Regions from separate parts of the Homo sapiens genome. Here regions 2 and 3 are each linked to region 1. Evidence: chromatin loops called from intact Hi-C (ENCODE). Cell type or tissue: dorsolateral prefrontal cortex. All regions are shown on one strand.

Evidence for each region. A loop is a pair of places that touch in the nucleus more often than their neighbours do. Peaks named below come from ENCODE experiments on the same cell type or tissue, not always from the same donor. Only the 100,000 strongest peaks of a DNase experiment are listed, where the experiment ranks them.
Region 2: a loop joins it to region 1, with 8 times the contacts of the local background. A loop is called at or near these places in 67 of 110 quality-filtered maps.
Region 3: it touches region 1 in a loop (10-fold over the local background); 70 of 110 quality-filtered maps call a loop at or near these places.

Annotation. Positions count from the first base shown.
Region 1 is chr3:124,350,933-124,353,432 of GRCh38, reverse strand. The region is part of intron 10 of KALRN (kalirin RhoGEF kinase); the gene reads right to left. Among named protein-coding and RNA genes, the nearest start is that of MIR6083, 22 kb to the left of the region's middle. In dorsolateral prefrontal cortex, CTCF peaks have their summits at 1,350 and 1,555 (motif pointing left); a DNase peak (open chromatin) is centred at 1,506; H3K27ac peaks cover 1,831 bases.
Region 2 is chr3:124,558,589-124,561,088 of GRCh38, reverse strand. All of the region lies in intron 33 of KALRN (kalirin RhoGEF kinase), which reads right to left. The region is part of intron 2 of LOC105374076 (a long non-coding RNA gene); the gene reads left to right. Among named protein-coding and RNA genes, the nearest start is that of UMPS, 170 kb to the left of the region's middle. In dorsolateral prefrontal cortex, CTCF peaks have their summits at 861 and 1,060 (motif pointing right); DNase peaks (open chromatin) are centred at 1,048 and 1,718; H3K27ac peaks cover 1,813 bases.
Region 3 is chr3:124,549,548-124,552,047 of GRCh38, reverse strand. The region is part of intron 33 of KALRN (kalirin RhoGEF kinase); the gene reads right to left. All of the region lies in intron 3 of LOC105374076 (a long non-coding RNA gene), which reads left to right. Among named protein-coding and RNA genes, the nearest start is that of MIR6083, 180 kb to the right of the region's middle. In dorsolateral prefrontal cortex, a CTCF peak has its summit at 1,422 (motif pointing right); no DNase peak of the experiment used is centred here.

The DNA of each region.
Region 1 (2,500 bases):
AGACAGAAACTGTGGAACTCTAACTTTTCACAGTGCCCAACACAGAAACTTGATGGGAAATGAAAATTGATGAGGGCTATTGTCCAACTCTGAGGGCACAGACTTTCCATCTCTGTGGATTATCCTATTTTATTTTGCCCTTATTACTATGGTAGGTTTGCTGATTGTACTCAGAGTATCTTCGGTGGGCAAGGTCACTGATAAATCCACTAAAATGCCTTCCTTCTATTCTTACCTATTTTGAATGATTTTTTTTTATAGTTCCAGTTTTACTAAGTCAACAAAGTATCAAGATAGCACAATGCAGTTGCCTACAGAGTTCAGAACATTTGTCATCATTGATTCTTTCTCTTACCACTTGTTTGGATTATCCATTCATTCTGTTAATTCTTCTTTCATAATAGCTCTTATTTTTTATTGTTATACTTTCAGTTCTGGGGTACGTGTGCACAACGTGCAGGTTTGTTACATAGGTATACATGTGCCATGTTGGTTTGCTGCACCCACCAACCCGTCATTTATATTAGGTATTTCTCCTAATGCTATCCCTCCCTCAGCCCCCTACCCCACAACAGGCCCCAGTGTGTGATGTTCCCCTCCCTGTGTCCATGTGTTCTCATTGTTCAATTCCCACTTATGAGTGAGAACATGCGGTGTTTGGTTTTCTCTTCTTGTGTTACTTTGCTGAGAATGATGGTTTCCAGTTTCAGAATGATTTTTTTAAAGTGTGTTCAAGTTTGATAAAAAAAAAAACAAAACAAAAAAACCACAAGGGTTGGATAGAGAAACAAGTAACCAGAGATTACTGAATAAAGTACTTAATTGTGCCCATGTTTTTCTATTTCTTTAAGTCTTTCTTTAAATTGTCTGCTCTTTCAAAAATGTTACATTAATGCTACTTAATATGTCTAGCTGCTTAAATGTGATTTGGTGCTCTGAGGCTTTAGATAATATATATTTGAACATAAACGCTTGCTAATTTTTGACTAAATTAGCGTACAGAAAATCTGGCATTTCAGATAATGAGGCCATAAAGCAGAACACTAACAGAGTAGGCACAGCTGTTATGTAAACCACAGGCACTTGAATACTCGCCTACCTCATAATAGCAAATATCTCAGGACAATATAACAGTACTACATTCTATTCCACCACCTGGGCAGACATGGAAACATCTATCCCCTGACAGCCATCCTATTATGGGCAGGAACTCCATCTTACACTTGTTTATATTCTTGATGACACCTAATGTCTCTTAAAATATGTGTCTCTTAAAAACTACTCGGTGGCCTTAGCCATTTGGGGAGATTATAGGCAAACTGAGTCCATTAGTTGACTAAGGACCAGGAGAGGTTCCCGCCAGTGCCCGGGACTTCTATTTGAGCACGCACAACCTCAGCAGCTTAGACTAGAAAACTGTAGACACAGATTCCCTGGTGTATCCCTTCCTGGGCCTTCACTCTGAATGTTGGATTCCTCTCTAGGGAGGCTGTCATGACTGCAAAGCCTTTCCCCAGTCAGCTCAGCTTCTATGTCAGCCATTCAAAGAGTGCCATCTGCAGGATGAACTGAGGACTCAAATATTTAATTCATCTTCAAATGGCATTTGAAGAATTTGTTTAAAATTTGTTCAAGAGCTATTAAACACAAAAGTTAAAGTTTAATGAAGGATAATGGATTGCCACATAAATTCTTCAAAGATATCATTTACATCTATTTTAATAGCTGCCCTAAATGTCTTTACTACAAAGACTGACCACTGGTAAGAATCACAGATGCCTCCACTATCCCTAGGGTGGAAATGTATTTGTTCAGGGGCTTTACACTGCCTAACCCCTCCCCGTGGGTAGCCATTCCCTCTGTTGAGGGCTTGCTTTTCCTTGCAGAAGGACAAATTTCCAGGAGCTGTGACAGATGTAATAGCTGTCTTTCTGCTTTGATTCAAGACAATTTTTTGAACCTAAATACAGAGAATGGGTGCTCAGAATTCCTTTCTCATTATCAGCCTCAGGTAAAGGAATCCTAAATGATAAGGCTAAAAGAGGTCCCTTCACAGAATCATGATCCTTTAGAGTATTGCTTATAAGTTACCCCAGGCTCCTACCCCACAGCATATATAGCCTTCCTGAACACATCTCATAAACAGCAACCCAAACAAAGAACAAGAGTGTCCATGCTTTGGCTTTCTGTCATTGATCTTCTTACTCGAGAACTTTTCAGTTCCTGATTAAATCCACTCCTCTTCTCCCAGTGGCCATCATCTAATTGAGAGCAGAAACAAGAGAGAAAGAAGAACCCTTTCCTTCCTAGTTTACCCCTTTTTCACCACCTAAACATGGCAATCACGTTGTACAGAACAAAGCAGGTCTCAGACAGGCTGCTACTGACAGTCAACCTGCCTTCACTGTGGTCAGCATTGGTTTTCCTATGTGGACTAACAATCCCAGGATGCTGGGCCACTCAATCTCCCAGAGTGGTGATGAAGGAATAAGGCAGGATT
Region 2 (2,500 bases), 210 kb before region 1:
CAGGTGGTACTATCATCTCCATCTCATACATCAGGAAATTCAAGCTCAGAAATGTCAATATCAGTGGTTAGGCATTGAGTATACATAAAAATCATGTGGAGAGCTAATAAAATGGAGATTCCCTAGCAGTTCCTTCTCTTGCTCCACCCCTCAATCACACATCATGATTCAGTAGGCCTGGGTTAGGGCCTGGGAATGCCTTCCACTGCCCCCAGACAGGGTCTCATTCTGAAACCCAGGCTGGAATGCAGTGGTGCAATCTTGGCTCACTGCAGTTTCTACCTCTCTGGCTCAAGTGATCCTCCCACCTCAGCCTGCTGAGTAGCTGGGACCGGTGTGTACCCAGTAGGTGGTACAGGTGTGTACCACCACACTCAGCTAATTTTTATTTTTATTTTTGTAGCGACATGGTCTCACTATGTTTTTCTTGAACTCCTGGGCTCAACTGATCCTCCCGCTTCAGTCTCCCAAAGTGCTGGGATTCAGATTCCAAAGTGCTCTGTAAGAAATACACTTCATATTTTGACCAGGGAACACTACATGTGAATAGATTTATCACTGAAACACAAGCTCCACTCTGACATTCTATTTTATGTTTTTCTCTATTGCTGTTGACATCCCACTAATTTGATTCCACCTCGCTAATGGACTCTGTAGAATGCCGGCCTAGATGACTGAAATTCTTTCTAACTGAGAGACTCTCTATCACTGAGCTTCTGCACCTCAGTAGAGCTGCTCCTCTGCGACCACGCCAGGGGCTCAGGGTTGCTTCTTGAGGCCAAGCTCACACATAGCTGGGGATGCAACTTGCAGCCCTTTCAGGGCAACATGGTTGAATCCAGGGATGAGTGTAGTCCTTTTGCAGACTGTTAGAGCAGAAGGGGCCTGAAGCTCTAGTTGCAAACAGCCCAGCATGGCACCCAGATACAAGACCCACTTCCCTCTAGGGTGGGTTACAATCAGACCCATGGGCTGGACGGGAGAGGATAAAAATCAGGCTTCTGTCTCTCTACAATTCAAGACACAGTTCCTGGCGAGAAGCCTAGATACGCCACTAGATGGCAGTGTTTGCCTCCTGTAGGCTGCCTAGTCCAGCCAAAGGAAGAAGTGGAAACAAGATCAATGGGCAATTTCTTCCATGCTCACACGTTGTAGACAACCGGGCTCAAGCTTTAGATACAGCCCAAAAGCCATTATGGTTCAAATAGATGATGAATATCCTGGTTCACTTCACCTCAATGGCTTGATCAAAAAGATATACTACACCAGGTCCCTACCCTGGCAAGAAGCGAATTCCAAAGAATGGCCAACAAGGGAGGGTGCTGGGGAAATGGTTTGAGGGGTCAGGCAGAGCTGCTCCTGCAACAGTCCCTCCCATCCTCTCCTCCAGGGATGCTGTAGGGTAAGATTCTAAGACCAAAGTTATTCCTACTCAGGGAGATGCTGGGAGCTGAGTAGGCAGCACAGAATCTCGGCATGCATTCAGGTTATGTTTTTGATTCTTCTCTGATCTTGTACCCCTGCTTCTGGAATCTTCTCTCATCTTACTCCCCTCACTGTATGCTCCCACTCCAGCAGCGAGTCCCTGTCTGGCCTTTCATGCCTAAGTCTTGGCCCCCTTCCCAGGAGCTCTCAGATATTTTCTCTGCCTAATTCCCTAGAACCCTGCCTAAGGCCTGCTAAGCCTTCTTGATGCTAATTGTCTGCCTGGCTTCCCTCCAAGTGCCTGCTGCTGAGTCACCATCCAACTCCTTGTCCTTACTTTCCCAGTCTCTCTCCTTTCTGGGTCCTGGCCATTCCCAGTGGGGCCTGTTCCCCTGCTGACCAATCCCTGGGTGGACACGGCCTCCTTCACCCTCCGCAATGCTTCCCAGAGGGGCAGAAGGAGCTCCTCCTGTCCTCACTTTCCTCCAGCTCCACAGTGATAGCTGTGCTGGCTTCTTTCCAGCATGGACCGCTACATACATAAGGGACATTTCGTAACCACTCTTTGTAACTCCATCTGCATTTTCAAAGTTCTCACGTTCACCAGAAATGATCATTTTCATTTAGGTCTATTTTTACATGATTAATATTTGGGGATTAACTGAACCTCCTTCTTGTATAAACTGTGTGAGCTAGATTGTCCCTTTGAGCTTCCTCATGTTATGGAAAAGACACAGTTATTCTGTGATGGTTTCCCAATGGCATCCAGAGAGTGAGGACAGGACCCCTGAAGAATTCTCCTGTTGTCATTTCAGAGCTTCCATTTGTGCACCTCTGTGTCTCTGCTCCATTCTCCAAGGCAGCATAGCCTCGTTTAGGGCATGGGCTCTGCAGCTCCTCACCAACTGTGTGACCAGGAGCAAGTTACTTCACCTCTTTGTCTCAATTTCTTCATCTGTCAAATGGGGATAATGACAGTATCTACTTCACAGCTTGTTGTGAAGATTAAATGAGATAGTATTAAAGCACCTAGGATAGTGCCTTAAGCAGAGAGAGCTAAATGATTGTCTAAAAA
Region 3 (2,500 bases), 200 kb before region 1:
CCTCATAGATCTCATAAGGTTGGCATTATCATCCAATTTTATAGATGAGGAAATTGAGGCTCAGAGAGGTAAAATGACTAGCTAAAGATTGCATCCTAATAGCTAACTGCAAAGGCAGGACTCCAAGCCTAATGAGTCCAGCCTCCTCATCCATGCACTTATTCTTCTTCACCAGCCAGCTGCTGTGCTGGGCATGGGGCATACAGCAGTCAGGGAGACAGCTGTGATGTCCCTACCTGCACCATGCTTACAGTCTCTAAGGAGACACACATCACGTGTATGCATGCTGAATGTGACAACAGGAGAAATGAGGGATGCTGGCCCAGGGTTGGGGAATGGGGTCCCTCAGAAAGTGATTGGCTCTTACCAGTGCTGCCTCAGTCCATTGCTCCACTTGCTACTGCTGTGGTTGTGTCTTCTCAGAGCTGTTTATCTTGTTAGTTTGTGAGCCCTCCCTTGGCTGCAACAGTCAATAACATCTTCACGCCCGCTTAGCTAGGAGCCAGCAGGACCCTCGAGCATCTGCCTCTTTCTAGGTCAGTTGCTGAGCACCACCAACATGAGCCCATCTCCAGCTGTGCTGGCACCACCCCAGATCCAGCACATGTGCCCAGCAATGAGTAGAATTGGTATCAGCAACGGAAAGGGTTCCCAGCATCTTAAAGCATCTTCATGTCAAGTTTTTGCCCTCAGCAAATTACTGTTAGGGTTTCCCCTTATCCCTGACCTTACCTTCTTCAGTGTAAAGACAGGCCTTTATCTATGACCCCATACTTTCCATTTGCTCAGGTTAACCCACTTACTGGGTGAGTCCTAATGTGATTTTCTGCTCCCATCTGCTATTGTTGGTTGGTTTTGCTTTGGGACTGACTGCTTCCCCATGCCTCACCTCTGGTTCATGACATCATGCCTCCTTTGTCTCCTCCTCTCACCATCCTCTCTGGATACCAACCATCATGACATGCCCTCTAGGGAACACTTTGTACTGTTCCCTTGAACATGTGCATGGTTTATGATCCAGCTCCATCTTAACTTTTTATTTATTTATTTATTTATTTTGAGACGGAGTCTTGCTCTGTCACCCAGGCTGGAATGCAGTGGTGCGATCTCGGCTCACTGCAAGCTCCATCTCCCGGGTTCATGCCATTCTCCTGCCGCAGCCTCCCGAGTAGCTGGGACTACAGGCGCCCACCACCACGCCCGGCTAATTTTTTGTATTTTTAGTACAGACGGGGTTTCACCGTGTTAGCCAGGGTGGTCTCGATCTCCTGACCTCATGATCTGCCCACCTCGGCCTCCCAAAGTGCTGGGATTACAGGCGTGAGCCACTGCGCCTGGTCTTAACTTCTTAATTTTCAATTCAGACTGGCTCTCCAGGGACAAAAAGAGTAAAGGCAGAGGTCTAGTGGCACTAAGTAGCCACTAGAGGGAAGCAAAAGCTAGGCTTTTCTAAAGGAAACACGTGCTTGGGTTCCTTGATCAGAAGACTGGTCCCAAAGAGACTCATACTACACTGGCTAGGGCAACCACCAGCCCTCAGAGGAAATATAAGACAAAAAAAATTGCATACAGTAGGTGGCACATATTGGGGGCCCAATACATGTTTCCTGGATGAAATTCCTAATTTTAGAAATGAGAAAGCAGAGACTAGGGCAAGTAATGGGATCTGATCACAAAACTAGGTAGCATCGGGGCCCAGTCTTGCAGATTCTCTTTCCCTTACCCTGTACCAGGCCTCTTCCTCTTCCTCCCTTCCGGCTCCCTCCACTATAGCTCAGCCCAGATGAACTACCTGTCCATCCCAATCTCAAAATATTTTTGGAGAAACTGTAGTCATTTGAGAGAGACTCTTTTCTCTACCCCTTATGTCTGATCTATCACTTAGTCCTGCAAAGCTATTAAGTCTTTCCTTTGTCTCTTGGAAGCCCCTATGCTCATCCAGGTGTTCATCACCTGCCTCTCCATTTCTGCAGGTGTCTCCTCATTAACTGGTCTCTCCCACTGTCCATTCTTCTCATAACACTCTCTTATTTCAGAATTTACATGGGCTCTGCCATCCTTGTCCTGGCATTCAAAGCCCTTCATAACACTTCCCCACCCACTTCTTCAACCCCAGCTTCCACTACTTGTCTGTGTATTTTATCTGCTTGATCTCTTGAGGGTGCCCCAAATGTGTCCTGGCCATTTCTGCCTCTGGATTTCCATGGATGGGCAATGTTCCATCTCAATTGTTTCCCTTTTCCTCTCCAGACCCTGTCTTTCCTGCTTTTGGAGGTCAAGTACAACTCTCAATTCCCCACCTCTCTCACATTCTTTCACAGTGATTTCTACAGTGATGTCCCCTTCCTGGGACTAATTTTGTTCATCTTACACATTTTAACACTGAAGCGGTGAGAAGGACATATTTTGGATGGCTTGTGTGTATATATGTATATATTATAAAACTTTTGTGTATATATGTATATACTATAAAACTAAAATAAAACAGTATTCCCTATTT